Regions from separate parts of the Homo sapiens genome. Here all the other regions are linked to region 1. The links are chromatin loops, found by intact Hi-C in ENCODE. Cell type or tissue: A673. All regions are shown on one strand. Each heading gives the region's core, and the rest is flanking DNA. Links, peaks and the distances in the headings are about the cores only. Region 1 has its middle 66 kb from the start of SHTN1. Region 2 has its middle 9.3 kb from the start of MIR9851. Region 3 holds the start of MIR3663HG (MIR3663 host gene). Region 4 overlaps SHTN1 (shootin 1). Region 5 has its middle 30 kb from the start of MIR9851.

Region 1 (6,209 bases), core at 371-5,370:
AGATGTACATAAGCACAATTTTGCATATAATTTCAGAAGTCTCATGAAGTATAGATTAAGGATCTCTGCTGGATCTCTTACTGAAGGACTCTTGAATTCTGACAGTTGGGTACTGATGAATGAGAAGAATTGGAGGTGCTATGGCTATGAATTTGTTATTAAACATGAAACGTTTCCAAGGAGTGCACCCTGTCACAGAGTTTGATTATAGGCTTTGACATGTGCTTTATTAAAATTTATGACACCGTTAGCTCAAAAGCTATTAGGGAGTGAACAACAGGGTCATTTGGTGTTTGCTGAGAGTAGTTAGAGACTATTAGCTTTCTAATGAAAAGATAGGATGTACAATTAGAAAAATAAGAATTAGCTAAATTTAGCTAAAGGGGAAAAATGATATGCTTTAAACTAATATTTCCACAATGTCGGGACTTAACGTATAGCATTTTACTCCCCATTCCATTACACCTAGTGCTGCCTCTGCCCCTGCCCCATTCAAAAAAGTCTCATATATTCTGCAATGACTGCAGGCATTCTGGGATATAGGCAGCGGGAGCTCTATTTGTAGAAACCTCAGGGAGCTCTGGAGGGGGACAGTGCCTAGGGGGTACTAATCCTGATGGCTGCCTCAAGGACCATGACAAGATGCAAAAGCCATCCATTGAACTGGCAGAGGGGCAAAGTGGATCTCCAGGTGCTCACCTGAAGGAGACAGAATTAGGGGACACAAATTGGGGCTCAAGAAGAGTTACTGAGTTGTCTTCCAGCCAGTAGCCTCAGGGTTCATGTCAGACTCCTAGAGGAGGGGGCTAAAAATTAAAGCAAATCCAGTGAGGAGAGGTGGCATCACCCATACTTTGATGTTGGTATGTTCTGGATGTTAGGCTAATCAATGAAATGCAAAAGTGGCACTGCTTTTATCCTCCTCACCTGCAAACGTTCTCCTCCCCTCTAACTTCTGTGACATATTGGAAATGCACTATAATATGGTAGTTAAGTGGCTCAGCCACTTACCAGCTATGTGACCATTGCACATCATCTATCTGCTTAGCTTCTCATCTATAAAATGGCTAAATAATAGTATGTACTTCATAGAGTTATTATGAGAATTAAATGAAATAATGCACATAAGTAGTACAGTGCCTGCTGCCTAGTAAGCAATTAATAAATGCTTGCCGTTTTTGTAGTTATTTGGACATCTACTCTTCCCTACTAAGCTGATTTCTCTTCTTCCTCAGGAACACCAATTATTCTTAGGTTTGGTCGTTTAACATAATCCCAAATTTCTTGGAGCCTTTGTATTTTCTTATTCTTTTTTCTTTGTCTTTGTTGGATTGGGTTAATTCGAAGACCTTGTCTTTGAGCTCTGAATTTCTTTCTTTTACTTGTTCAATTCTATTGCTGAGACTTTCCAGAGCATTTTGCATTTCTGTAAGTGTGTCCAATGTGTCCTGAACTTTTGATATTTTTTTATTTATGCTATCTATTTCCTTAAATTTTTCTCCCTTCACTTCTTGTATCATTTTTTGGATTTCCTTGCATTGGGCTTTGCCTTTCTCTGGTGCCTCCCAGATTAGCTTAATAACTAACCTCCTAAATTCTTTTTCAAGTAAATCAGGGATTTCTTCTTGGTTTGGATCCATTGCTCGTGAGCTAGTGTGATTTTTGGGGGTGTTAAAGAGCCTTGTTTTGTCATATTACCAGAGTTGGTTTTCTGGTTTCTTCTCATTTGGGTAGACTGTCAGAGGGAAGGTCTAGGGTTGAAGGCTGTTTTTCAGATTCCTTTGTCCCATGGGGTGTTCCCCTGATGTGGTACTCTCCCCCTTTTCCTATGGATGTCACTTCCTGAGAGCCAAGCTGTAGTGATTGTTATCTCTCTTCTGGGTCTAGCCACCTAGCAAGTCTACCAGGCTCTGGGCTTGTACTGGGGGTTGTCTGCACAGAGTCCTGTGATGTGAACCGTCTATGGGTCTCTTGGCTGTGGATACCAGCACAGTATTTGGGATGTCTCCTGGGTCCTGCAGGAGCAGTCCACTTCTTTCAGAGGGTGTGTGGGTCCTCTCGGGTTTCTTGATTTATTCCTGCCGTCATTCTGGAGCTAAAATTCACGATGTGGGCCTCTACACACTGCTCTGTCGTTCTGAGCTGGAGCTGCAATCTAGTCCTCTTCCCGTCTGCTATGATGGAACCACAATCACAAAGTCCCACAATAGGCCATCTGTAAGTGGAGGAGCAAGGAAAGCCAGTCCAAGTCCCAAAACTGAAGAACTTGTAATCCAATGTTTGAGGCCAGGAAGCATCCAGCACAGGAGAAAGATGTAGGCTGGGAGGCTAGGCCAGTCTATTCTTTTCCCATCCGCATATTTGAACTAAATTTTTCTTCATTCACTGTAGTCAAAATTGGCCCAAAGTAAGAAATACCAGCTTGACATACACAGTAAAGTACAAATTGCAAATTTCCTGTCAGGAACAAAGTCTTAGATATTAATTTCACAGAATGAAAGTCCTTAGAAAAGGTCTGCATCTTATTTGAGCTAACAAATTACTGTCTTTCACAAGAAAACCACAGGAATTTGAATTTCGGTATTATCAGATGCTCCTTGTTAGCTCAAATACAATTTGCAGTGACATATACAACAGCAGGATTTGCAACAGGATTCTAGGTCTCCTGCCCGCCTCGGCCTCCCAAAGTGCTGGGGTTACAGGCATGAGCCACCGCACCCAGCCAGGATTCTAGGTCTCAAGATAACTCCAACAGTTTTCTGGCAGCCTAGTAGACTGTTATAATAAGCAGAGCAAGTGGCTGACTAAATTATGTGATTTGAGGCCCCAAAAGCCCAGCCCTGATGGCTGGCCAGGAGTCAAGAATCTCACGGTCTAAAACACCTCACAAGTTTATCAACAAATGTGGAAGGACTTTAGAGACAGAACAGGAATAAATGCCATTTCTGTCACTCATTAGCTATGTGATCTTGGGCTAATTTCTTAATTTCACTTTGCCCCAGTTTCCTCATTTATGTGATGAGAATAGCAATATTCACTGAGCTGACTTATTGAGTAATGCTATTAGCGGTCCTAGCATAGTTCCTGACATGCAGATTTCATTTCCTTCACTATCTAATCACCATTTATAGGGCCAGAAAACAGAGAGTATTTCCTGCTTTGATCTTGTTTTGACATTATAGTTACACAGGAGATTCTGAAGATAGACTTTCAAATATAATAAAATTAAATATTTCACCAATGCAAAGTGTCAAACATGAGGAAACATCATAATTATTGATAGCAAGAGAGCACAGAAAATTACTTTAAAAAGACAATTAAAACTCATTTTGCTTAAATCTTGTAAAATGGCATTTTATGAAATTACATTTTATTTATTCATGTAAGATAATTGCTGCTTTATTGTTAAAGGTAGGAAAATATACATAAATAAAACATTTTTAAAATTAAGAAAAATTATATTTTAGTTGATATCTCCAAGCCTCTTTCTGAGAAAAAAAAATCTCTAAGCCTATTTTGGATCCTTATAAAACCAACATCTATGCAACTGCTACAGGGCCCTCTGTTTGTGGGCTGGTGAAGATGATGCAGCCTTCTCTTCTGGGTTTAATGCCCCCTGAGTGGCATTCTCCCTCCACTTTATCCCTACTAAAGCCTGCTTTTAGGAAAAGAAAAAGAAAGGATTCGACGTTGAATTCCAGTAAATCTAGGTGAATGAACTGAGAGCCAAGAGGAAGATTTACCGCCAAACTGATCTCTTGCATCCACTCAGGGTGCCGCTGTGGCACCCTGAGTGGATGCAAGTCAGGCGTGATCTCAAGAACCTGAGTAGCCCTGCGTGCTTCTTCTCTGAAAAAGAAGCTATCCTGCCTGCTTACCAAAATGTGGAAAGTTATTTTTTATTGTTAGAGATAGCTTTGAAAAATATAAATACCTCTTAGAAAATAGACCAGAATGACTAAAACTCATTAAAAAAATTAAGTGACTGCAACTCGTTAAATTCTGGGCAGTTATTTTGCTGGGAATAAGGAAGGTGAGGGGGAAAAAAAGCATAGAACACAAAGAGAAAAGCAGATAGAGGAAAGGAGCCCCCAAGAGTCAATAGGGACTTCAAAAGAAAATCTCCGGCTGTGGTTTTAAACTAGAATCTGGAGTTATCAAATTTTTTAATTCTAGCGATAAACTATGATTTAAACAAGAACTCCCCACTCCACACACACACACATAAGAATAGAAAAAATGTATACCTCCCATATCCACTTAGTGGTAGTTTGCAGCCATTTGACTAACATGCTTAATATTGACTTCGGGGTCCATTATGGGCATCAATGCAGCAGGCTGGATTTTTTTTTTTTTAGCAGTTTGATTTTTAAGACTTTCCCATGGCTTTTAATACTTTTTTTGATTCATCTTCATTATGGATTTTAAAAGCAAAGGTCTTTACTTACCTTGAAAGTACTACTTTTTCTATCATCGTAGTTCCTTGCTAATGGGTTTCTGAATTCCAATTTCATTACTTAATTTTTATAGAACTCTACTCCCTTTATTATTACATTTGCCTTTGTAATATGTACAATCTGTTGGCTAGATATAACAGGGCTTTAAATATTTTCCCTGTGTACCATTAATAAAAATTGGTTGCTGATTCATTTGCTTTGCAGAATAAATCACTGTCTCATCCATGCCCAACAGAAAAATGGCATGTGTTATCTCCTGATTATACTCACTAGCTGTTTTGCTCTGATCTCTCTTCTCCTCTACACTAGTGAAGATAAAATGTTCTTAGTTATAGAGAGGAAACAAGCAGAGTGGTAAAGCCACTTGGACTTTATAAATGTAATAGTAATAATTTACTTAATAATAGTAATGTAACACTTGACAGTTTACTGAAGACCTTCATTTATATTATCTGGTTTGAATCCTGAAGGGTTATAAATGTGACCTACACAAGTTCATGATTAGTAAGTAAGGGAGGCCGCCCTTTCTTTCCTTTAATCAGGCTCAAGTATTTTTCCATCTAATGAACCAAAATCTTTCTCAGTTCCACATTCTTTTTTAGCTACAGCTCTCCTCACCTCCCCTTCAGAGCCAGGCCACTTGAGAGTGATCTATACATCTTTCACCTCTTCCTCACTTCCCACTCGTTCTTCAGCTTGCTCTAATCCGAGATTGGTGCCCACTACTATATTGGGCGGACCCAGTAAAGATCGATGCAACCTTCTGCTTCCTAAATGCAGTGAATACTTTTCAGTCCTTCTTTTACTTGATTTCTCTATATTACTTGACATTATTGATTATTCCTGCCTTCTTACAACTAACTCTTCCCTTGGCTTCTGAGACCTCACTGTCTTCTGGTTTTCTCCTACTTTTGCAGCAGAGTTTTCATGGTCTTTTCAGTGACTCCTGTTCCTCTGCTTTTTCCTTAAATATGGAGATTTCCTCGGGAGGCCAGTTTCCATTCACCTCCCTTTCCTTTTTCTTCCCTTTTCTTGTCATCCCAGAGCAAGTTTATCCATTTCTCACTGTTTCCTATATAGGTAGATGATTCTTTAAAAAAACTGTCTCAGATGTTCTCAAACATAAACAAAAGCGGAAATAATGGTTTAATTAATGTCTGTGTACTCATCACTCAGCTGCAAAAATTACCAGCACTTTACACATTTTGTGTCACTTATCCTTCCCCATCATGTCACTGCACCTGTAAATATTTGTAAATATTTCAATATACATTTCATGAGGGCTTTGAAGTTATAGCCACTGTGCCATTTGTATACCTAAGCAGAATTAGCAGTAATTATTTAATGTCATTAAGTAATGGCATTGAATCCAGATTCAAACAAGAAATTGATGACTCTTTTTTTTTTTTTCAGATGGAGTCTCACTCTGTCACCATCTAATGAACCAAAATCTTTCTCAGTTCCACATTCTTTTTTAGCTACAGCTCTCCTCACCTCCCCTTCAGAGCCAGGCCACTTGAGAGTGATCTATACATCTTTCACCTCTTCCTCACTTCCCACTTGTTCTTCAGCTTGCTGTAATCCGAGATTGGTGCCCACTACTATATTGGGCGGACCCAGTAAAGATCGTTGCAACCTTCTGGTTCCTAAATGCAGTGCAGGCTGGAGTGCAGTGGTGCAACCCCAACTCACTGCAACCTCTGCCTCCTGGGTTCAAGCGATTCTCCTGCCTCAACCTTCTGAGTAGCTGGG
Region 2 (6,209 bases), core at 859-5,858, 230 kb after region 1:
GTTCAACCCCAATTCACTAGGGGCATGCCTTGGGCCTTTCACATTCTTTCAAGCCCCAATACTAAAGAAAAAAAAAAAGGCACTAACCTTCTTGGCACAAAACTAGACCCTGGCTGGTATATCAAACATTGCACACACGTCTGTACCCTCTGGGGTTAAGGCTCAGCTGCCACATCAGGATCAGTCCATATGATTACTATGTTTACGATCATGCAGTTACTATGTTTATGATCATATGATTGCTATGTTTTTGTTTATGATAGACTCACCTTGCTTTCAAATTGAGACTTTAAGATTATACACGTCATGCCATCCTGTCTCATCTATTTTTGACAAAATGTGTAGGTGAGATTTTAGGTTTTTTTTTTTTTTTTTTTTTTTTTTACGGTAGGCATCTACGAAGTCCTTTGGAATCAGTCACACTTGTGTTGATTACTAAAGTGCATCTCTTTCAATGGGGTATTTTTAAATAAGCTGTAACTTTGGATGGATATTACTGGAGGAATGGAGCTGTGATCCCTGTCAAACTGAGAAAAACAAGGGTATGGGAAGACTCCTTTGGCTACTTAGTGCTTTGTGACTTTTGAGGAGACTTTGCAGCACGTAATTCTAAGAAAATTGTAGGAAACAGCAAAGAAGAGCCGGGGTCTTCGTGGGGGAGGGGAGCGAAGTCTGTGCTCATGCAGCTTCAGTAATGTCTGACTTGATCCTAAACACTGCGGTTGAAATGTTCCTTTAGAATGATCTTGTGCATTCCACAAAGGCATAAAATAGTAAAATCTGTTTCTTTCCTTAGCCAGTAGCTCTATATTAATTCAGGAGCTATAAAACAAAGTTCAGATTGATGTCGTTTTCCAACTGTGAAAGTATATTCACCTTATGTATTGAATACAAACATTGCAACAGGCCCTGTTACCCGCTAGCCTGACTGTTAGCTTTTTATTAAAGTATAAAGGATCTTTACACTTCTGTGTGTTAACTTTTAGTGGATGAAATACATATTGGTGACAAATGTAAACACACGGATTTACTAAGTACATAAGGTGCTCAGGTTGAAATGTGTGTGGCTCTCACTACATAAATAAGTTGACAAACCTGAATTATGAAGAATTTAGCAGTTACTGCTCAGAACAATCACATATTAGCCCGGGTTAGAATTCTCATCTCTCTGTGCATTTAACCGGCTGTGCCTTGACACAGAAATAAGGCAACATTTTTAAAAATGCAGTCTTTTATTTTTTTAAAGCAAGCCCCAGCATCTTTACAAACCCTCTTTTGTATGAAGTTAAGACAAACTTAGCTAAAGGTTTAATTGTACCTTGTGAAGTCAGATGGTTTAAAATGTGCTATGGAGATCCATGTGATAAGATGTAAAGCATAATTTTGTTGCCTCTGAACTTTGGAATTCTAGGCAGACCTCTTGCATCAAGTACAAATAAACCAAAAAGGGGCATGCAGAAGTGAAACCAGTCCTGTGGCTGTTGTCAGATTTGACATTCATTCCACTGATGATGTGTGTGTTTGGCTTGTTTTTCTCCACTTCAAATGTTCTGTTTTCCCCCCCTCCAGAAATATGGTGAAACGGTGTTAAAACTGTCCACACACACTCTCACTCTGGGCATTCATGCAGAGGACACTCAGCCTGAGGACCAGCAGCAGGCCAGCAACCCCTGCCTCCCTCCCACACAGAATGCCACCTCCCGGGCCCTCCCATCCCACCCTGCCTTGCTGTGTTGCTCTGTACGAATGGGGTTTCTGTTTCCAGCCTCGATAGTCCAAGCTCTTCTCTTCTTGGATGCAGGGGCTTAATTCAACCCACTTTCCTGTGCCTAGACCACCGATCAAATAGGCAAAGCTACTAGAAATTGTCGTGTGGAGTAATTTACCGCTTACTATCTATTTCCCATGAGAGTATATAAATCTTGTTTTTTTTTAAGGGACTCAGAGCCAGGCAGAACTTTTGGGGTTATTAGTTTCATATTTTATTTAGTTCTATATTATCAAATTAAACATCTAATTATATGTGTTACAGGCAAATTAAAAAGAAAAACCCTGTCAGTATGAGCAAATAGAAACACATTTAAATTCCTGTTTAAAAGGCTATCAACATAATTCTTCATATTCGGGAATCAGTTTATTTAATGGGCTTAGATTTAAAGAATTTTTTTTTTTTGCATTCTTTTTACTAAATAGGTAGATAAAAATACCTTTTATTATAGGTAGGAAAATACCTTTTATTATATACAGTATATTTTGGTATAGTATGTGTTATTGCCCTAGCTGGATATCATGTATATTCTGATAGTATTAAAGTATTTTAAAATCTAAAATCCCCAGTCTCTAAATTCTAAGGAAAAAAAATGCTGCACATATGTTCAGCTATGGAAGTTGTACCATGACCTTTCAGAGGGTTTAGCTGCACAAAGTTCTACGGCTTTTTCAGATTTATTGCCATAGATGGTCTTTTTTATAGCTCAGTTCTCTGTGCTCTTTGTCAGTAAGTAGGCAGATGTTTTTGCCTTTTTATAAAAGTGTGATAATAGGCATGTCTACTGCCTTTACTTCATCAGCTAGAAGAACCATATCCATGGCTTATCCTGATGACAGGTGATTCACCTGAGCTTTGTTCCCAGATTGGTAGCGGGCAGCATGGCGTGTCGTAAGTGGCCCTTCCCACCAACTGAATTGAAAAAGGTTTCTTTCTGATTTAGATATAAACTTACACTTTCACCTGTCGGAGGAAAATGAAACCATCACTAAGAGTTTTTTATTTTGTAGGCAGGTTCATGTCTGTGACAAAGTGATTTATCCCCAGGTAAATTACTCCTTCACATTGGTGTGGCAATGACTATTTAATAAAGCTATTTATGAAAACTCCTTAAGTGTGTGGTCCCCGTTCCCACAGTGTGTCACTGCCGCCGCCAAGTGACAGGTCTGAAAAATCAGCAAATCCTAAACAATTAAGGCATCAATTCCTCCTTCCCAAACCAAGGCCCCTGCTACCTCCTAGATAAAGATAGTGTATACTTCTGTAAGGAGAAACGAAGACCCTTCCCCAAATCACACTGGACCCTATATGGGTGTCCCTCCAAATTCATGGCCTCTCAGAGAAGAATGGCATGGGTGATGAAGAAAAGAATTTCTTTCTCTGAACGAATAGATGTAATTTTAGGGTTGAAGGAGTTTGTGTGTGTGTGTGTGTGTGTGTGTGTGTGTGTGTTCGGTTCGTTTACCACAATTCTACACTAAAATCATACCATATAGCAGGGAAGAAATTCTGTGTCTTAAAAATCCACCAGTCACACCAAAAATTTGTAACTCCAGGAACACACAAATACTTGGGGATGTATGCAAAGACTGTTCTCTTCTGCAACCTCATTCTTGAACGGGGCTAAGAGCTTTTCAATTGCTGTGACATTTTCAGCCAGGGAAGTAGTAGTTGTTGCAGAGCAATGTTTTACAGGCAATTACTTTATATGATCAATGGAGCAATTCCCCTTCCAGAAAGGAACCAAAGCGATCTAGTTAAATCATTAAAGAGAGAAAGAGAGTGGGAGAAAGGGTTCATCTCATTAGCAGGTGCCAGTGCTGCAGGCTCCATGGCGGCACACAATGTCACTGGCCCTTTAAGACAATGACTATGCTCCCTCCACCACTGCCACCCCCTCCCCTGTAGCTGTTGACAGGTCTAAACCTCCCTAGCAGCCCATTGTGGCCACAGTAGGAGGCACCTGCAGAAAATGTGCCAAAGCCAGGCAGGGAGCAAGAGCTTTTCAATAAGCTCCGCAGCTGGAGAGGAGAGGCAACACTAAACAACCAGCCTGGGCCCAGGCATGTGATGGGAAAAGGGGTCAAAAACAGACACCTCCTATGGGCTTTCTGAGCACTGTTCGGTTCAATTTGCTGACATCTTCTAGCTGGCTTTTCTCTATTTGCTTAATATGCTGAGGTATTTAGCTTAAAAGCACTAAATGCCCCATCATGATGAGCCGTTTTCTCTTTCCCCATTTACTGTTATTAAGGACATTTTCCAGCATTTTCACTCTCTTTCTGCCCCAAACTAAGATTGTTTTCTTTCGCTCCTCTCTCGTGACTACTCACAGGCATTCACCACCACACACCGCCGGCTTGATTTTACTCATCTTTAATTCAGGGATGAGTAAAGCTCTCCAAATTTAGGATCTGTGCTACCTTTATAAAGCACACACTCCTGACTGCTTTCGGCACAAGTGTGGAAGCTGAATTCTTGCATTCCAACTAGTAAACATGTATTGTGCATCTACTGTGTACCCACCAGTGTTCGTGGGGCTTCTAGAAATCCACAGGTGAACAAGATATGCTTTTCCCCTTGTACTGTTTAGGAGCCAGCAGAGGGAATGAATAGCTAATGTAACTGTGGGTTCTAGGAATTTGTTTTACACCCAGTCGCTTGTCTTTGTAATATCTACAGCCCTTTTAAGAATAAGCAGGAGTGGAGGCAGAGGACGAGGAGTACCCTGGGATGGGCTGGTGGTACATTGGCTCTGTCAAATGTGCCTTGGGGAACCAGAGGACAGAGTCTCGGCGTCATCTCTCCAAGGTAAATGGAGAAAGAACCGGGCCTCGTTCCTCAGTTTTGGCAGCTCTTGTTTCTCCACGACTCCTTACGTGCACACAACGCTTCCTGGTTTTTGTAATTTTCCATCTATTTTTTCTTTCTTGATGTAGTAAGGCATTATCTCTGTCTTGCAGATGAAAACATCTGAGACTCAGGGCTAAGCACCTTGCCCAAGGCCACACAACAAGTAGGTGGTAAGTGTACAGGCCTGCCAGGGACCCAGCTCCTCTGCGCCCACCTAAATCTTTGCTTCCCTCCTGCCGGGTGCTGCCTCTTACAAACCGTCAACCAGCACGAGTACGCGACTTAAGAGCAACATGGAAACAAATCGACATTTTCACAGTGCAACTCTTTTCCCCCCTCCTACAGATGGAGAGTGTTGGCGTGTACGGATTCTGTGGGTGTAAAGCAAAGAACAAAATGAAGTGTGATTCAAGGTGGGAAATAGCCGCTTCAGGTAGGAAATTAACTAATGTGTGTAAGTATCAAACTGGCATCTGAAATAACTGCCCCAGAACCTCATTCCTGTCGAGAGGGACTAGGTATGTTTAAAACTGGGACGTTTAAACTTCTGCACGTGTAAGATGTTTGCCAAGCCACTGCTGCAAAACCTGCTTGTTCAGAACACCAGCAAGGGGGAAGAGGTTTGAGAGAATTTCAGAGGCACCCTTGAGTCAGGAAACAAATTCGTTTCCCACCTATCCAAAGCCTAGAATCATCGCTGGCCACACTCACACGCACAGATTGTGGACCTAGCATCCGGGTAGCCTACCGGCCTCGTGCTGTCTTACTGCCCTGCTCTGGTGGCCCTGGGAGATTGGCTCTGTGAGGGCCCATACAAAGGCAGGAAGAGATGGCCTCTCGCTCTTCTGGACTTATTTTTGCCTTAACATGTCTCTCCTCTCAGAGGACTGGTCCTCTTCCTCCTTCTTCTTTGGTGCCTCCCTCCAATTCTGGAGAAAACAAGTGGACTATTCATGTAAAAAGAGAAAGACTGAGAAAGGGAGGGGGAGATGCCACCGACAAACTCCATTGAAAGCCACTGGCTGTTCATTTACATTCACACTTTTAAAACATGTTAACTAATGATGTTAAATGGTTTGCCAAAGGTCCTGGCAGGTCAGTTGTAGAAGTGTCATTTCTGCCTAATTAGGGCTCTTGTGGCTGCCTGGGGCCTCCCAGTGCAACCGGTGACAAGCCGAGAACTGACAGCTTCAATTGCAGCCAATAGGAAGGTTGGGCTGGTCATGTTTTCCAACTCAGCCAGGTGTTTGCTGAATGGGGGAGGGGCCTGGCGAGATCTGAGCGCTTCTATGATCCTTTTTCTTTTACTGCTGCCTCCCAAGTCCTTCCCCTTTGCCTGTCTTGTCTTGTGTCAAGGTCAAGAATGGGCTTCGCTAAATCAGCAATTTGGGTTATCTCTGGGAGGCCATTAGCAATCCCCAGCCCAGACATTTCAAGTGGTCTCAGACCCCAGATGCTAGATTTTTTTCTCCGTAAAAAGCAGAGAGTAGGAAAAGAAAGGGAATGCTTTAGGTGAAAAACAACAGTAAGAAGGAAATAAAACAAAACAAAAACCCAGAAAACTCTGTGTAGCCCTGAAAGTGTTAAA
Region 3 (6,209 bases), core at 446-5,445, 96 kb before region 1:
GCTGATTAGGGTGAGGGTTAGGGTTAAACCAGTTTCTGAATCTAGCTACTCCCCCCTACCATAAAAACCACTTGCATTCAACAATTAGCCATTGCATTAAGTGCTAAAGATACAATGATGAGAAAACAGCCATGATTCCTGCCCTCATGAAGTTTAGAACAGAAGAAAGACTATCTGGTAATCACACAAATAAGTAACAAATAAATCTAACGTTTTAACCAGTGATAAACCCTCTGAAGAGAAAGTGCACTGAGGTCCTCTGAGAGCATATGCCAGGGGAATTTGACCCATTCAGAGAGGGTTAATTAAGCTAAGGGAAAAGGCATAAATGTCTCAGGCAGAAGGAATTGGCTATGCAAAGGCCACGTGATGGGATGATGTCATCAACCATTCTTTCAGCAGACAGCACTGACCCCGTGTGCCCAGCCGCATGCTAGAGGCAGGAATACAGGGGAGAAAGACCAGCACTGCCCCCAAGAAAAGCCCACGATGACTGTCGGACCTAGGAGGATCCTTGGAGAACCTGAAAAGGTTTCACATTGCATGGAGGATAAGACTAGAGCCTTATAAGATAAGACATCACTGAGAGTTCAGTTGTTAATCCTGGGAGGGGTGAACTCATGAATGATCACTGGGTGTGGTGGTGCATCCCTGGCTCTAGTCTTACCCTCCATGCAACGTGAAAACTTCTGATGCCCCAACTCAAACCTAATTTTCAAGCCTTCGTTAGCTAAAATCTCACCGAAGTCCAGCTTTAGGAGAAATAACAGATACTATTCCCTGGCTTATGCCAAACTCTTTACATGCATTGTTTTGTTTTTTTATCTTTGTAACAACCATGTGAGATTGCACTAAACTGACACTCAGAGAGAAGGTAAGTCATGCCCCCGAGTCATTCAGCTAATAAGTGAAAAGAAAAAAAAAAATCAAGATCCAAACCCAGGTCATTCTGGCCCTAGAGCTGAAACTCAGTGAAAACCAAGCTCTAGCCAGGAATTGTGGTTAAAATAAAGCTTCAGCCAGCTGGATACTCCAGGGTGTTTAGGAATGTGAAGTTTGTGGGTATATCTTGGTATTGTGGTTGTGTTGATGCTATTGTAGTTTTGGTAATGTGGTCATCTCTTGACAGTACATGCTGAAATGCTTGCAGATTAAGTGTGGCAAGGTCCAGGTTTTACTTCCAAATAATCTGTGTGAATAGGGGAAGCAGTGTGTGTGTAGGTTTTGACAGCTGGGGAGGCAGAGTCCGTGGGAAGGAGGGGAGGAAATAGATTGACCATAAAATAGATTTGCCTTCGTTATTTGGAGGTTGGGGACAGGTGCATGGGAGTTCACTATAATATTCTCTTTTCTTTCCTATATGTTGGAAATTTTCCATAAAATGTTTTTTTCCAAAACAAGTTAAGTTCTGGGTTATGTTTTGATGGCCTACTCCTTCATCTCCAAATCCCATAGACTTTCACAATTATATTTGCCCCCGTAATTGGAAGTTGTATGGGGCTGTTTCAAAAATCTGAGTCATCAAAGATGTAATTGACTTCCTACCGCCGGATTAGCAGGCAAAAATGTACCCGATACTTTCTCTACCGGCGCTGTGTTGGGCTCTGGGCTGAAACCCAGTCTCTCACAGGCCCTCGGAACAGCCCCACCAGTTAAGATCCATCCCTGACTTCCAACTCTGTAACTAGGGACAAGTTAATTGACTCCTCTTAGCCCTTAGTGTCCTCATCAATTATTACGTGGTAATAACCCCTCAGAGAGTCGCCGGGAGAATTAGCTCGGCGCGGTGCATGGGGCTAGAACTCAGGGCCCAGCAGGTCTGACAATGCAGGTTTCCCCGCTCGCCTGTTGGGTTTTTGAAACGCCCTCAGCGGGGTTTTCCTCCTAATTCTGGTTTGGAGGAGCCATCTCTCTCCATCCCGTCTGCCAGCGGGGTTTGCTTCACACACAGACGTGGGCAGATGGCATCGGGGACACAGGTGTGACTGCCGAGAAGGTTGCGGCGCATTGGCGGTTCGGTTCACGGGACGCGGGCGTGGGGTGTGTGGGGTGGGATGGTGTCGGGGGCGGGGGGGGGTGGACAAGAGGGTGTTTGGTGGTGGTTGGGAGTCCCGGCGATCTTTTTAAAATTCAGATGCCAACAGTTCTCCACCCCTGAACTTGAATGGGCTTTGGGTTTTTGTTTATTTGGGGCTTTTCTCCTCTTCCAAAGCACAGCGCTTGCCCCCAGCGGCCTGGCGTCGGGCTGGAGCCCGGCAGAGGGAGGGAGGAGACCGGCATCCGCGCTCGCTGATCAGAGAGAGCCGGGCCTGCTGCTGGGGAACGTGGAGGGGCTCCGGACAGCCACGCGCCCTGGCCGGTCACGGAAAGCTCTGAGGGACATTCGGTCGGCCGTCGGGGAAGAGGCTGGCCGCCGCAGCGCGAACTGGGGGTGCGGGTGGAGCGGCTAGAGGCGCCGGGGTGAGTGGGGATGGAGCCCCGAGGGCGTGGTGCGCGCTCGGCTTCCTGCCGCCAGGGGGCGCCCACAGGCAGAGCCGGGCGGGGCGGCAGCTACAGAGAGAGGGGTGCGTGGAGAGCGACCAGGCCAGGCCTGCAGAGCGCAGCCCCGGCGCCATGTCTCCAGGCTCGTTCCGACTAGTGTTGGGTCACCCTCGGCTCAGCCCCGGGGGAGGACGAAAGGGTTGCGTGCAAGGCCTAGCACCCAGTGGCCATTCATTAAATACGTGCTGGCTGACGAGCTCAGGAACGGCTCTAGGGAGCAGCTGGCTCGGAAACCTCAAGTCCAAGCCCACTCATTCCCGTCTCCCTCCCCGACGGCCTTTTAGTTACCGTGCCCTGGGCCGCGACGGCTTCCTTTTAGATTGGGGCAGCAAGGGAGCCCCTGCGCAGCGAGGACGCCGACGGGGCGGCGGGGAGGGGTTGTCCGGCGGTATCCCCGCTCCGTGCTCCTCGCCTTCCACTGCCTCCCCGGGACACAGCAGTCATGGCTTCGACTGTGACTTCTTAACTGGCTCCTCCCTGATCGCTGAGCTAAGCCACAGGAGAAGGGGAGGAGGGCTTCCTTCCCGGGACCTTGGTCCAGGCGCTGGTCTGCGTGGTGCTCGGGTGGATAAGTCTGATCTGAGCACCACACAGGCCGGGCGCCGGGACCAAGGGGGCTCGACAAGAGGATCTCAGAACAAGCTGAGTCTCTGGAACTAGCTGGGGTGCGTGGAAGTACGCGCCACGGCCCGCGATTCCTGGGAGCGTGTCTCAACTTCTGCCAGTGCCAACGCAGGAGAGAGAATTGCGGCTCAGAGAGGGTAGCGTGAATGGAAACCGAAGGGCGAGAGCTTGGCTCTCTAATGCCACCCAACTTAGTGGTTCAGAGCTTGGCCTCCAAGGAAGATTCAGTTCAAGTCCCCGCTCTCCAACTTACCAGCTGTGTGATCTTGGGGGAAGTTAACCTCTCTGAGTCTGTTTCCTGCTCTGTAAAATGGAAATTTAAAAACTTAAACATCTACTTCGGTCGAGGCTGTTGTGAAGAAGTGGGATTGTGGGTGCATAGCTCTTAGCACAGTGCCTGGCACAGGTTAAGGCTGGATACGTGGCAGCTGTGAGGCCCAGTGTTCTCGTAGCTGGCCTGGCCAGATGCAATCATAAGCGAAGATGACTCACTTCCCACAGCAGAGGTGTGCGAAGCCCTGCGCACCTGCTGTAGTCTGCACCCGGGCAGAAGAGAACCCAGGAGCGTCGGGACCTCCAACACTCAGCCCTCAGGGCTGAGGACACTGCGCTGTTTCTGCCCCTTCTAAAACCGGAGGCCGCGATGCCCCTGTGCAGTACCGGCTGGCGCCCACCCTACAAGCTGATTCCTGGGGGCCTTTCCTGCAGCGGACGCCGGCAACCATCACGACCGACCTTGACTGAACACATGTGGGCATCCTAAGGACATTACCTCAATCCTCACACCATTCCTGAAAAAAAAAAAAACAAAGAAACTGGTGCTCAGAGAGGCGAAGTAACTCACTCAAGGTCACACAGCTAGAGGGTGGCCAAGCTGGGACTCCAACCCACTCTGGCTCCGGAGCTGGCGCCGCTTCCTTCCTACCTCTCTATCAAGCTCAGTCTCAAAGCCTGGGACAAACCATCCGGTTGGGGTGGGAAAGGCCACGCACGTCCTGGGGTCGAGGACCCTGTGCCCACGACAGCAGTCTTCTCGGCACCCGTAGAAGCCAGTGCCAGACAAGTTGGGTTGGAAGGGGCAGGCTGGGCTGGCGGAAGGGGGCTCTGGGCCCCGCCCTGCCTGCGCCCCCCGCGGATCACGCCTCCGTGCTCAAGCTCCTGCCAAGTTTGCCCCCATCTCTCAGGTGCCCTTGGACTGAGTGACTAAGCACCTCGGCACCTCTCCAGCCTGGGGTGCGAGGAGGGGCTGGCCCTGATACCCACTTCCTTTCTTCTCTGGAAAGCCAAGGTGCCAACGAAAGATGCCCTGGAAGCTGGTGTTCCTTAAAGAATGAACAGTCCCAGCTCCAAACGTGTCTCTCTGAACGCAAGCCTCTTCCTTCCGTTCGCCTGGGCCTGTAGTCGAAGTCTCCTTGGGTCCCCAGCCCCCTCCCGGGTAGACGTCAGCCTGGAGGTGGATGCCGGAGTCGAGAAGGGTTGCGGACCATGCTGGGGACCTGGCTCAGGCAGTCAGGGGTCCGGGTCCTCTTTGGGGAAGTGAGCGCTTGAGGAGGAGGGAGAAAGGCTTTTGAGTACGGCTTGGGGGGACTTCTTGAGGTCCCTCGGGATAGCTTCTCTGTTAGGCGTGTAGCCAGGAAAGGAGAAAAAATCTGTCCCGCGCAGCCCAGGGAGGAGCCTTGCAGCTGCGGAGGGGGGCACTTTCGGCGCTGGATACCAGGGGGCAGTGCTGCGCAGCGAATCTGCCGGGCTCCAGCCGGCAGCCCGGGGCAGCAAGTTTGCTGAATTCCCTCTGTCTCTCGAATCCGCTACGAAGTTCCTCCCAGGGCGCTCCTGACGCCAACAGCCCCCTCGCCCCGTAACATGCGAAAGAGGGCACGGTCCTCTCTGTCCGCGCGTTGCCGTCGGTGCGGGCGTCCTGGCTGTCTTTCCTTGGTAAAGGCAGCTACCACCGGGTTGGTTTTTGACCACTGACTTGGCCCTAGGGAAACGTAAGGTGGGGTGGCGGGGTGCCCCGTCGGGTTTTTGCAGGCCGTGTGAGCAACCTCAGAGTAGAGGTTTGAGGGGACTTTCTCAGCCTGGGCTGGAGCCCCCAAAAATGCAGGCGCCGCCTTTGAGAGGAAAAAAAAAAGCGCTGGAGGTTGGCCGCCTGCATTTGATCGCCTTCCGAGTTTACGTAGAAATCCATCCGAAGAAAGGTCCGATAGAAGGCGGAGAAGGCGGAGGCCCACCCCTGTCCAAGTACGAGCCATCCCCAAAGTACAGGGATGAGAAGGGGGGCTGAACCTTCTCTCCAGGACCCAGCGCCAGGCCCACTACACCCCCAGAATCGGTGTTGTTTGGGAAATGCCTTTCTATCCTAAAGGAGGCTGTGTCCAGGCTTAAAATATGCAGAAGCAGTGAGCAGACGGGACCCGGTGACGTGCGCGGGGCTTTTCCCACCCAAGGGGCTAGGAACTCCACTCCCTGTCCCGTCCCGGGGAAAGAGACCGAGCACTCGGCTCCGGGGCCAAATGTGAGTCCAGGAGCTTGGTGAAATAGAAACCGGACATATTCTCTTTGGACTCGGCCTCCTTTTGCTGGGATTTTTGTTTTTGGTTTCTCTCTCTCTCTCTCATAGCGCTTTGCAATACATAAAATAAAAACGCATGTCTGTGTGTGAATGCTTTGCCCGTTCTTTGAAGAATTCACACTTTAAAATTGCTTTCTGTGAGCGCAGAGGAAGAACATATAAACCACCGTTATGTAATTTGAAACCATCAATAGCCCCCTTTTAAGGTTGTCTTTATTGTGGGAAGTCAAGGTAATGATTTTGTCGCTGTCTAATTTCATCCCAATGTATGGCGTTGCTTTTATAGCCTTTCAAAGGTAAGTGAAAGGCATCAATCTAGGGCCCTTTTTCTGGCCGATTAACAGTTTAAACTGGTTTTCTAACCCTGTCACAACTATTGGGCTGATAAACAGGATTTCTGCGGAGGCATTAGCAAGTCTGTAAATAAATCATTAAAAAAAAAAAACACACACACACACACACACCACCTCAGGCA
Region 4 (6,209 bases), core at 1,210-6,209, 180 kb after region 1:
CAATTTAAAGATCTCTTGTCAAGGGAGGAAAGTGTTACCCAGTAAAACAGAGTTCTGAAAAGGGAGCCTATCTGAATTAGCAAAAAGTCTTAAAGAATAATTGGAAAGAAATTATTTCAATTTTTTTCATGCCAAATGTCCAATAAAGGGCTGTGCTTCAAAATAAATTTTAGAAATTAGCCTGTCAGAATACCAGCCTTAAGCTACTTTAGTCGTCAGCATAAGTTCTATTTGCACATTTTTTATTTTATTGAACATTTTAACCATGCTGAGAAATAGTTTTTTCCCAGAAGTCAAATACCTTGAAAATTTCTGACCGTAATCATTGGATTAGAAAGATGCTTTTACTAAATGATAATATGATAATACAAAGGTGAATCACTCTCTGTGAATCTAGTTGAAAAACATACATTCTAAAGCACCAAATACATTTTATTATTGTATCCACTTTATTCTATGCCTTTTTAAGAGAGCTTCATGTTTGGTCAATTACTGGTTAACACCTTTGAGTTTGTGTTTATCCATTGGTCATTATGATTTAGGACATTTTTATTATAAAGAGAGGCAGGATATGTGGGCCTTCAGTATGGAGAAAGAGGTAAGCAGATCTTAAAATGTGTCTGCATCACAGTCAGGCAGAGGCTTAAGAGTTTCATGTTTTCTTGCCCTCTTGCTTTTCTCCCCTGAAACCATCTTATCTGAAAGTGGCGCTGCTTGTCTGAATTGAGCTTTTTCATCCATATTCACACTTTTTCAATTAATTACTTTCAGGAAGGTGAATATCCTCCTAACAGTTGCAATTAGACAAGGTAGTCAGCCTCAAAGATGATTTTTCATTTTATCTAGTTACTTCTTTAAAACCTTACTTCAAAAGGGAGAAGCCCTTCGAAAGGGAACTCCTGTTCCATTTCAACAGTGTGGTTTGCAGTGCTTTCATAGCTGTGTCGTCTTGGTCATTCTCAAAGATCCTTTTAAGCCACAATTAATTGCCAGAGATTCTTCAAGTTAACATTTTTCTAATTTATCATGCTTCTCTTCACCCCAGGGTCCCCTCAAAACTGTAAGCTTTATCAAGCTCTTTTCAATTTCCTTTTTAACTGCCAGACAGGCAGTTTGCTTTTTCGTTTGGGGGAGTCAAAAGAGGTTACATGCTGCCCTAGAAGAATTTAAAAAACAAAAACCCATGTGGCAATTATAAGACTTCAATTTCAATAGAAAATGTTCATTTCCAGTGAAACCATTTTTATTTTAATTTGCATTTAATTTCTATGTCTGTGGTATCTCTAAATACATGTGACTTTTGGCCCCACACAAATTTATTTTTGTAAGAGTTCATCTTGTTTGGGCCATTAATGAAACCAAAGGGTAGTTGACAAAAGATAAATTTTAGATGTTTCTTGGTTGGTGTGACCAGTCAAACATTTCCATGAAAGAAAAAAAATCTAATTGCCTTTCAGGTTTTGAATTAAAAGTAAGATTGATTTTTATCATTGTTTGACCTCTAACTGGTCTCTTCATTCAGTATTTCTGATGTGAAACTAATGTAGAAAAATGAAATAGGAAAGTACTGCTTTTTAATTTACTGGAGCTGGAGAATCTGAGCTATTTTATTTTATTTTGTTTACTTTCTCTAATCCTATGAAAGATTATGAGCTTTTGAAATACATTAGCAAATAAAAATTGAGATTCTTAACTTACTTTAGGGAAACTTGGCATAAAATTATTCTCTCAAACTAATTATCTCAGCTGGAAATTAATTTAGTTGGCCATATAACCATTCCTTAAGAGAGGTTTGGGGTCATGTTTTGTTCAAATGGAGACTAGGGAAGTTCTTTTAGTCCTGGGATGGAAAGGAGTGGATTTTGTTCCTGATAGATACTCCCACCCCCACCATTTCCTCATAACCTCCGCTTCTCCGCTTTCTTTCTCGTGTGTGTGTGTGTGTGTGTGCACATGAGTGCCTATCAGGGAGGGGGAGGGAAGGCGCCTTCCCTGTACTTAGTAAACATTTGTTTCTGAGAAGAGACTACCAGCTAGCAGAATGAACTGCATGGACGTTACTGCTTAATCTGATGCTCTTATACAATTAAAGGATTTGCTCTGCTCTCAACTGTAATCTTAGTACTGCTGAATTGTGTACTGACACTGCAGGAAACAGCTCTGTTCAGCAAAGCGCTGCTACAAAGGTTCTCCATGTGCGCCTGTACATGGACAATTAAGTTTTAACAACAAAATTAGCAGAACAACTGGATGTTCTGGAAGTTGAGATCCCTTCACTTCATTTTTTTTCCTTCCCCCGCTGCCAAGGAGTTATCCTGTGGACTGCCCGAAAGATCCGCCTGTCAGGATTGTCTTACAAGTGTTCTGAGTTGCTGTGCAAACAGCAACTTCCTCCAGATTAATTGTTGAGGATGTATTACACCTAGTGTAAAAATGACTGTTAAACTGCTGTTGAGTAAATCTCAAAATTACTGTTAAAATGCTGCTGAGTAATTCTCAATTCTCTCAGAGAATTAATTGCCTTCTAACATTTGCTTCCAGTTGCAAGCACCTATGATTTTTAAGAGACTTTGTATAAAATATACCATTTCTGCATAGAGAACCAAATTGCTTTCGGTACATTGTAGTTTTCTTAGCCATTTTTCAATAGTCTACACAGTGTTTATGTTTCCTTTTATTTGTGTATAGTGGAGTAGAGGGGAGGTTTTTTTATTCAAATAGAAGAAGCTAAAACTCAAATGCAATGTCAGATCTCAGAATAAACTGACCCAATTTCTGAAACCCAATAAACACATTTCATTTGTAATATTCTTTATTATATAGCTCTATGAAAAGTAATTTGTGACTTTCGATCTTAAAAGAGAGTTTTAAAAATACACAGTAAATTGAAAGAAAAACTACTACATTTAAAACAGTATTTTCCTGAAAACATAGAATGAAAATGCAAGTATTTTGTGCATGGCAGCTGTTTTTAAGGAACCAATGTTATATATGGTGAATTTTGTGGAAGACTATGTCTCTTAAAATATTTCTTATAAATAACATGGCTTTTAATAGCTGGAATCTGAGTGGATTTTCCATGATGACTTAATGTTGTGCAGAATTATAAAAAGCTAAAAAACGAAGCTTAAGAAAATGATCACCCACATTTCAGAATCTTTGGCCGAGCTGAAATCGTAGTTCACGCATTGTCAGTGTTGCTTTTGCTGTGAGAATAGTCCGGTTTCCTGAACCTCCTTGTGCCAGTGTATTTTAGATTCTGTAAATGTGTGCAGTCCAGCCTGCACTAGAGGAATAAGATAATATCCTACAAGGTACAAGCTACAAGGCTCCCTAGCATTGCATTGTGGTCCGGGAGGTAAGCCGTGTACTGGGATGCCTGTGCTGCAGTCACTCAGCTAAAGAAAATATTGCTGAGCATAGACATAGATCTTTGCCCAGCCATTGTTACCTATGTTAAAAAGGAATTCTTGTTCATGTTGAGAGCAAATCAGCATCTAGAGGCTGATGTCAGATTTTCAAACATAGTAGTATTCTGTTGTTTAACAATGTAAATAATTAAATCTACTTTTTCCACAAATAGAAGTGGACCCAAATTGACAAACTTAATACGTTCTTTGAGCTAAAATGAAGTTTTGAAAAAGTACCCAAAACAAAAAGAATTGAGCTTTGTTCTGCCTTTATTATATTTTAAAATAATGCTAGAATCGGTAGTAATATAGAAAGTTTCACCTTAGGTTTGAAACTTTATTTTGTGAAGTTTTGGACAAGTGTATTAAAAATTTGTGAAGTTTTGGACAAGTGTATTAAAATCTCCTGAAAAATAGGGTTTCCAAAAGAAACAATCAAAACTACCTCTGCTGTAATGCCACTACTGTTCACTGCAGTAACTGTATAAAGGGCTTGGAAAAAAATAAGAATCCTTATTTTTACACCAGAGAAAATATAAAAGGAACTTCCTCTTTGGAGTTTGTCCAGGAAACGACTTTATAAAGACAAATTTAAATCTTTCTGTTTTCTGTCCTTGAAGGCGGTAAATATGGTTGCGGTTTTATCCATTTTTATTGTAAATGAAACAGAGTTCAGACCGTCCGGCTGTGCGTCATTTGTTGGATGGCTGCCACAGACTAATGCAGACATCCCACTGGGAGACCAGAGAAGAACTATACTTTGATTCACCAGATTGTGTTAAATAGTCCAGCTGTTGCGATTTGAAAGATAGTTACCTCAGAAGTGAAATAGAAATGAACTTGGCATTTATGCCTCAAACCATTTTTATACTGTTTGGCAATCAGCTTTTCAGAGGTAGCATTTTATAAAATAACTCTCACCGCTTAAAAGTTCATTCACTGTAATGTTCAAAATGTCCCACCTTTATATTATCAGTAAAATTAAGCTTGAGTGATATGCAGAATTTGCATGAAATAAGCATTTCCCCCTTCATTTCATGAGCTTTGATTGTATTCAATTGAGCTCAGAACCACGTCTATTAGGGCTCTTTTGGGCATTAGTTAATTTGAATTGCAGCCGAAATGTTAGCTAGAATGTTGTTGAATATAGTTGGAACGTGGAAAGTTGATTTTGAAAGGAATTTCATTGAATGCAAACGATGTCCTTTTTAAAAATTAGAATGCTGCATTTTCATCTCTTGTAACACAGTCTGAGAAATCACTGAGTCCTGTAAAGTTCAGCGTTGGCATGGCCATTGCCATTGTTCTGATTCTTCTGGTACCAGTATGGTTTGGAGTCAGGTCTTTCCTTTTACTAGTAAGTTGCCCCACCTGCTCAGGCCCCACGTTTGGGCTCTCTTGCAGTAGGGGCACAATAGCTGCTTTCTAAAAGGTCACCCAAGTTTTACTTGGGCACCAGGCTTCATAGAGTGGCATAACTTGGTATATTTCTCGTAGCTTTTATTTTGCTTTTTGGTTTTTGGTTTTGTCTTGAAATAGCCTTTGAGCACATAGTCTAATATGACCCGTGAAAAATATCTATATGAATGGATCATAAATGACAACCAGTATGTTGTGGTAAGAAAAAATTATTGGACAGGAAATCAGGATTCCACTAGTTTAGTCCTGTGTCTGCTGTTAACAAGTTGTATGCTGATTTAACCTCACTGTTCCTTGGACACTTCATCTGACAACTGAAAAGGTTAGACTAGCTCACCATGGTGATCCCTGTCAGCCCAAGCATCCCATGATTTTAGTTTTAATTTATAAGTGATACTTGTAAAATTTAAGTTTTACTTGCAGATTTTGTGGCATGCAGGAGACAGGCTGCCATCACTTTTTAGAAGTACAGACTTTTAATTCCTTATTGTGGTCTTAGTCCTTAGAGGTTGCATTAAAGTAGAAAAAAAAATTGAACAGAATGACAGTATATTACAATTCCCATTGAAGTGTTGCATTTGAGCTTCTGGGATTTCTACCTTGGGGAGAAGCTTCATATTTAACCCTCTAGAACCTGCCACCATGACTACTAGAGTGAGAACTTGGGTTCTTGGCACCATCACTGATGCGGCTCTGTGGCTCTTCCCATACGATAGGAATGAAGGTAGAATGAGGCCTAGGAGAAAGAAAGGACTCTCATTCCAGAAGGAGTCTTGGGCAGCTGCCCGTGGGAGCCAAGAGTGGACCTAGTGATGTCAAGCCAGGAGGAGCTACAAACCACAGGGGAAAAATTAAAACTAAGGGATAGCTTGAAGGGATAGACTTTATTTACAGATCTGGAAGATGGAGATGGAAACGGATTCGGAAAGAATGAAATCAGTAAACATGCCAAAAACTAGCCTGTAGCCTCCTGTTTCTAGGAGAAGATGCCTTTGAGAAACAGCATGCTGTCATGGAAAAGGCAGAAACAGGGAGACAGGAGCTTCTGACTCTTGTTCTGACTCTGCCACTGATGAGCTGTGTGGTTTCGGGCCAGTTCCTTCCCCTCTTCATGCCCCATCATCCTCATCTGTAAAAGGACAGGTCAGACTAGACGATTGCCCTAGTCCCTTTCCACCTTCCACTGGGATTCTAAGGCAGTGGTCATTATCCTTGAGAAACCAGTCACTCTCCCTCCATGCCTAGATTCAGAAAATGCCCACTGCGCCTAGTTCAGTGATAACAAAGGGGTTCTCAAATTGTAGCCTATAAGTGACTTAATAATAGATTAATCTGCAGTCAAGAAGCTTGCTTCAGGACAGGGAGATCGTTCTTTGGACT
Region 5 (6,209 bases), core at 499-5,498, 270 kb after region 1:
TCTCAGAACTGGGGGTAAGTTGGGGGAGAGGCTGGGGCCACCACAGAAGGCTTTTATTTCTCACTAAGGCCAACTTGGTGCTAAGGGAATGAACTTGGCTGGTACCGAAGCTAGAGCCATCCATAGCTTTCACCTGAACCCTGTATTGGCAAGAAGCCAGTTGCCCATGGTATCAGCTTGTTCATCTCTCATTTTCTGGGAGAAGCGGGTTTCTAGTTCATCCTTTTCCATGCTGGGTATTAGGAAGGAGAGATGGAATGAGTGTTGGAGGAAATGGGTTTCTTCATTGATACCCTGGAAAAAAACAAACCATGGCGACGAAAATCCTTCACCCACCCACTTTTTCATTCACCTGCTAGAATGTAAATGGCACATAGGGAGAGGTTTTTGTCTGTTCTGTTCACTGCTGTATTATTACCAGCATCTGGAACAGGGCCTGGCCTATGAGTTCTCACTAAATCTTTCTGAATGAAGGGGAGTGGGTTGCTCACTAAGCACGCGCTGAGCACCTACCTGGTGTGAAGCACTTGGAGACAGCCCTGCACCCTCCTTCATGGAGTCTTGAGGAGAGATAGACCAGCAAGTGGCTGTCACTGCAGGTGAGGCACAGGGCCGGTGTGGGCTTAGCAGGCCACCTCTGGAGGCCAGGGCAGCATGCTTTGAGATTTCCAAAAGCTAGGAGGTTTAATAACGTTCTCTATTAGGAGCTTGTAGTTCCCTTTCCATGGCACCAGGCCTTGTAAGAACAGAGGAATAACCCCATTGTGTCTGTGCGCATGAGTGTGCGTGTGCGTGTGTGTGCACATTTGTGTATGCATATATGTGTGTGCGTGTGTGTGTTTGTTCAGGTCACCCAGCAGTATGTGGGAAGCTGGAATGTGAACCCACGTCTCCTGCCTCCAAATGCAGTATTGACACGCTGTTCAGTAGAAGAAACAAAATAAGCTGTTGAGTAGAAGAAACCAAAGAAGCTGTTTAGTAGATGAAGGAACAGAAGGCCCTGTTTTCAGGGAAAAGCCCTGAACAGGGTGGAAGGTGACCAGAGGAAACTGTCAACTGCTGAGAGCTGTGTACGTGGCTCTGTGAGGGGTAGTGAAGATGGGCCAAGGCTCAGGGCTGGCCAGTTGCCTGAGGATCAGGGCAAAGCCAGTCACATCCATGTCCAGGAGTGGGAGATTCCTTTAATCCTCCGTCAGTGACACAGGTTTCCTGACCAGGCTGTGGGAGTGGTAGTCAGGCCCCCAAGGGTGGCAGGGGGCCCAGTAAGAGTCAGCAGAGCCCTGGGCATCTCGCCAGTGGGCCCTGTCGGCCACTCCCTGACCATGGCCCAGGCTGCGGAGGATGTCTGTGGATGGGTCTGGCTGTGCGGTGCCTTGTCAAGAACTCAAGCAGAAGAAAATGACCATTGGTTCAAGGTCAGTTCACAGGGGGATTAGATTTTATTCCAAGACAATAATTGGAGAAACCGTATGGATTTAGTTCCAGTTCAAAGAGGTGGGCCAATTTGGGAGTGGATTTATTATTTTATTCTTTAGCATAGTCTGCAGTTGAACCAGATCATTGATTTTAATTCAGTTGGGTTTTCAGTTCAACAAATGAATGTAGTCATGAGACCCTCTGACCATCTAGGCCAATGGCTGTCAAACGCTGTGGTTTTGCAGAGGTGGGTCAGGGCCTGAGGGTGTGAGCATGTCGGTCCTTCACCCCCCACCCCATCCCATCCTCTACTTCCTCCTGGGGGCTCCAGTTTTGGGTGCTTTCTCTACCAACTTTTCCGTGTAAGATTTTGTCTGAAGGTGCTATGCTACTGAAACTCACTTGAACATTGCTAATGTGGGCTGTGATCCCAAATGAGAAAAGTGAAGTTATGCGAGGTTAAGTGGCAGACATGTCTGTCTTAGTGGCCAGCAGGGGGGCCAACTTGTCCCTGTTTGCCCAGGGTTCTCCTGGTTTTAAAGCTAAAAGTCTTAAGTCCTGGGAGCTCCCTCCACCCTGGGCAAACCAAGACAGTTGGTTACCTTGGTGGCCGTCTCATCTTAGACGGCTTCCAGAAGGTTGCAGTGGCTGCCTGACTGGGCTCCCTCCTGCCACCCCTGCTCCCTGCCCCACCCCGCCCCACCGCCCCGCCCCTCTACCGTCCACATTGAGGGAAGTCCAGTTCGGGGCCTGATCATGTCATTCCCCTGACAAAAGCCAGCCTGGCTTGGGAGACCCCACGTGATCTGGTCCCAGCCCCTGCCTCTCTCCAGAAATAGTTCTTGTAAGAGCTTCTCTTACATTGAAACTCAGAAGTTCCCATGGCTGTGTTCCCATAGCTGTGTCTTTACCCAAACTGTGCCCTCTGCTGGATATGTCCTTCTGCCTGGCTTCTGGCTAAAGCTGGCTGTCCCCTCTGGTCCTCTGGGAAGCCTTCCCCACCATCAGTCCTTACAGGGGACTGATGGACACCCCTTCCTCAGTGCTTCCGTTTTGTGGCCTGTGTGTTCCTGTTGCACTGCCAAATGCAAGTGGTGTGTTCATGTGTTCATCCCTGCCCCTCACAGAGCCACGTACACAGCTCTCAGCAGTTGACGCCATCCTCTGGTCACCTTCCACCCTGTTGAGGGCTTTTCCCTGGAAACAGGGGCTTCTGTCCCTTCATCTACTAAACAGCTTCTTTGGTTTCTTCTACTCAACAGCTTATTTTGTTTCTTCTACTGAACAGCGTGTCAATACTGCATTTGGAGGCAGGAGACGTGGGTTCACATTCCAGCCTCCCACATACTGCTGGGTGACCTGAGCCAACACACACACTCAAACACATATGCATATACACACATGCACACACATCCACACGAACAGCCCTGTGAGGCTCCTGGAGTAAGCGGGAGCACACATTTGACAAACAATTGTAAGGAACCCAAACATCTGACTGCTGGTCCACAGGTCCTTCTGCCACCCCCTAGTCAGACTGTAAGCCCCCTGGGGTCAAGGACGATGACCCACAACCTAAGAGTCTCAAATGAGGAAGCAGCCTTCAGTGGCAGCCTGTCAGCCCCGTGCACCAGCCAATGAAGTACATAGGATCTACACAGATATGTCCCATATCTATTAGTGTCTCAGGAGCCCCTCTGTTTAGCAAATGACAAGGAACTCAGGCCACTGAGTTCTGGGGCTCCAAAGAGAAACCTGTAGCTCCCCCTGGTGGCTGCAGCAAGTGCGTGCTCTCAGCCAGCTCCTGCGGATGGGAAATGCATCACATCCTGGTGGGGTTCACTTCTGTGGGATTTCTTTGGAGGACCTCAAGAAGAGTTCCCGGGGGCAGCAATAATCATGCAGGGAAAATAAAAACGTTGCAATGGAGGGGGCCCCAAGTAACCCTGCTATACATCTTTGAAGTGGGCGGAAAAATGATATAGTGAGGGTTTGGAAATGACAGATTGCAAATTTTTCTGATGTGAAGAACCTGAAGATATCACTCTTGTCAAATCAGAAAGGTCAGTCACCCTCAGCCTGGGGCTGTCCTTGGGTTGCTTCAGAACCATGTTCCCCATCCAAGGGTGGGGCTGGGCAGAGGGGCTCAGGCTCTGGGAGGCACCCAGAGCTTTGCTCTCAAATCTCTGCCCCGGGGCTCAGCTAGGATGCTGCAGCGGCTACAGCTGGGGGTTTCCCTTTCAGTGTTAAACGCTTTTGCTGTCTTAAACGAAACTTTTGGAGAAGGGACAACTTTCTAACCTCATCAGCCCTGCACTCTGCTCCATGGTCTGGAGGAGTTTGCATTTTGTAGTTTGAGTGGGGATGGGGAGGCAGGAGCAGGCCTGGGGCAGGGACAGCGTGGGGTCCAGAGACCCAGAGCAGCAAGACCCACAGGGCAGGACAGGAAGGCTGTGGAAAGGGAGAGGGGAGCTGCAAAGACCCGAAGACCCGTTGTCTTTACTTTCCTCTTGCCTGCAGGGATTGTCACTGGTCTAGAGTTCATTTTTGGAGTCTTGGATTAGTGTTTCCCAAATTTTGATCATTCAACTATTATTATTATTATAACAGCTAACGTGAACTGAGTTCTTGGTAAGTACCAGATGCTATACAAGTAATATATTCATGAAGTATTATTTTATATTGTGTATAACTTATTTAATTTTCTTCTTTCTTTCTTTTTTTTTTTTTTTTTTTTTGATGGAGTCTTGCTCAGTCACCCAGGCTGGAGTGCAGTGGCGGGATCTTGGCTCACTGTAAGCTCCGCCTCCTGGGTTCACGTCATTCTCCTGCCTCAGCCTCCTGAGTAGCTGGGACTACAGGCACCCACCACCACGCCCGGCTAATTTTTTTTGTATTTTTAGTAGAGGCGAGGTTTCACCATGTTAGCCCGGATGATCTCGATCTCCTGACCTTGTGATCCACCCGCCTCGGCCTCCCAAAGTGCTAGGATTACAGGCATGAGCCACCGCGCCCGGCCTTTAATTTTCATAACAATGCTATGAAGCAGGAAATATTATTTCCATTTTGGAAATGAGAATTTATGTATATAATAATTTATAAATAATAATATATGATATACTTATTTAATATTTTCCTTTGAATTTCATCCTCTTACCAAGTAATTTTATTTACTATAATTTTTTTTTTTTTTTTTTTTTGAGACAGAATCTCACTGTTGCCCATGCTGGAGTGCAGTGGCACGATCTCGGCTCATTGCAACCTCTGCCTCCCGAGTTCAAGCAATTCTCCTGCCCCAGCCTCCTGAGTAGCTGGGATTACAGGCACGTTCCACCACGCCTGGCTAATTTTTGTATTTTTTTTTTTTTAGTAGCGGCAGGTTTCGCTATGTTGGCCAAGCTGGTCTCAAACTTCTAGCCTCAAGTGATCCACCCACCTTGGCCTCCCAAAGAGCTGGGATTACAGGCATGAGCCACCATGCCTGGCCTCTTACTAAGTAATTTTAAAAGGAAATTTTATTTTACTACTATAAATGTAAAACTACATTACCTGTCAAATGTAGGAAAAAGCTATTATTTAAAATCTAGTAAAATAAATATGTGCCCAAGTACACTGAAAATCATCCTCTGTACTATTGGAAGACAGCCTAGCATGTTTGGAGAAATATTGCCTTGGGAATGGAAGGGACCTTTCCTTGCAGGGTGGAAGAAGGCCATGTTGCATTTGGGGGTATGAAGGTGAACTGAGCTCTGTAGAGACCTGGTTACAGAATGTTTGGGTTTATTTTGCTTTTATTTATCCCCCTTCTAAGATGAATACTTACCTCATTAATCTTCAGCCTTTCTATTTTTATTTTTAAAATATATTCACAATTAAGGCTATAAGTTTGTCTCTGCTGCTCAAGTTACATCTTATAAGTTTTGATATAGTATATTTTCTTTTTTGATCAATTCTAATTATTTTTTAAATTCTGATTTTGATTTCTTCTTTGACCAAAGGGTTATTTAAAAATGTATTTCTTAATTCTAAATGTGAACTTAAAAAAACTATTATCTTTTTTTTCTTTTCTTTGGGATGGAATCTTGCTCTGTCACCCAGGCTGGAGTGCAGTGGTGTGATCTCGGCTCACTGCAATCTCCATCTCTGGAGTTCAAGCAATTCTCCTGCCTCAGCCTCCCAAGTAGCTGGGATTACAGGTGCATGGCACCATGCCTAGCTAATTTTTGTATTTTTAATAAAAATGGGGTTTCAGTATGTTGGCCAGGCTGGTCTCGAACTTCTGACCTCAAGTTATCCACCCACCTTGCCTCCCAAAGTGCTGGGATTATAGGTATGATTACACCTCGCCTGGCCAAAACTATTATCTTTTTACTATTGCGTTCTGATGTATGAATTGTGATCAAAGAATGTGATCTGCATGTGTTCAGTCCTTTGAAATTTGTTGGGAGTTGCTTTATGGTCCAATATATAGTCATGTTTGTTAATATTCTGCTTGCTTGCCTTGTAGCCCTTTTCCCACTCTTACTTCCAACCTTTCTATGTCCTTAAGTTTTTGTTGGGATTCTTGTTAATAGCAAAAAGTTGGATTTAAAATAAATCTTATGTGATACTCTTTATCTTTTACCAGGAGCATTTGGTCCCTTTATATTTTTATTTTTATTTATTTATTTTTTTGAGACGGAGTCTTGCTCAGTCACCCAGGAGTCACTGGAGTGCAGTGGCGCGATCTCGGCTCACTGCAAGCTCCACCTCCCGGGTTCACGCCATTCTCCTGCCTCAGCCACCCGAGTATAGCT

What was found. Hi-C counts contacts between places; a loop is a spot of excess contacts. Peaks named below come from ENCODE experiments on the same cell type or tissue, not always from the same donor. Only the 100,000 strongest peaks of a DNase experiment are listed, where the experiment ranks them.
Region 2: a loop joins it to region 1, with 2.5 times the contacts of the local background. A loop is called at or near these places in 5 of 110 quality-filtered maps.
Region 3: a loop joins it to region 1, with 6 times the contacts of the local background. A loop is called at or near these places in 4 of 110 quality-filtered maps.
Region 4: it touches region 1 in a loop (3-fold over the local background); 3 of 110 quality-filtered maps call a loop at or near these places.
Region 5: a loop joins it to region 1, with 3 times the contacts of the local background. A loop is called at or near these places in 13 of 110 quality-filtered maps.

The regions. Positions count from the first base shown.
Region 1 is chr10:117,068,272-117,074,480 of GRCh38, reverse strand. It overlaps a transcript of SHTN1 not described here. Among named protein-coding and RNA genes, the nearest start is that of SHTN1, 66 kb to the right of the region's middle. In A673, for the core only: no CTCF peak of the experiment used is centred there; DNase peaks (open chromatin) are centred at 2,650 and 3,680; H3K4me3 peaks cover 1,185 bases; H3K27ac peaks cover 3,395 bases.
Region 2 is chr10:116,833,780-116,839,988 of GRCh38, reverse strand. It overlaps a transcript of HSPA12A not described here. Among named protein-coding and RNA genes, the nearest start is that of MIR9851, 9.3 kb to the right of the region's middle. RefSeq lists enhancers at 1,527-1,626, 3,577-3,871, 3,418-4,053 and a silencer at 3,577-3,871. In A673, for the core only: a CTCF peak has its summit at 2,932; a DNase peak (open chromatin) is centred at 2,918.
Region 3 is chr10:117,164,630-117,170,838 of GRCh38, reverse strand. It overlaps MIR3663HG (MIR3663 host gene), which reads left to right and starts at 1,784. Exons shown (of 3, transcript NR_121651.1): 1 at 1,784-1,979. It overlaps MIR3663 (microRNA 3663), which reads left to right and starts at 3,065; the gene lies at 3,065-3,161. RefSeq lists an enhancer at 4,692-5,246. In A673, for the core only: CTCF peaks have their summits at 2,279 (motif pointing right), 2,498 (motif pointing right) and 4,861; DNase peaks (open chromatin) are centred at 2,268, 2,568, 3,018, 4,878 and 2 weaker places; H3K4me3 peaks cover 3,769 bases; H3K27ac peaks cover 3,821 bases.
Region 4 is chr10:116,889,318-116,895,526 of GRCh38, reverse strand. All of the region lies in intron 16 of SHTN1 (shootin 1), which reads left to right. It also overlaps a transcript of ENO4 not described here. Among named protein-coding and RNA genes, the nearest start is that of ENO4, 43 kb to the right of the region's middle. In A673, for the core only: no CTCF peak of the experiment used is centred there; DNase peaks (open chromatin) are centred at 2,176 and 4,116; H3K4me3 peaks cover 554 bases; H3K27ac peaks cover 1,668 bases.
Region 5 is chr10:116,794,088-116,800,296 of GRCh38, reverse strand. It overlaps a transcript of HSPA12A not described here. Among named protein-coding and RNA genes, the nearest start is that of MIR9851, 30 kb to the left of the region's middle. In A673, for the core only: a CTCF peak has its summit at 3,201 (motif pointing left); a DNase peak (open chromatin) is centred at 3,156.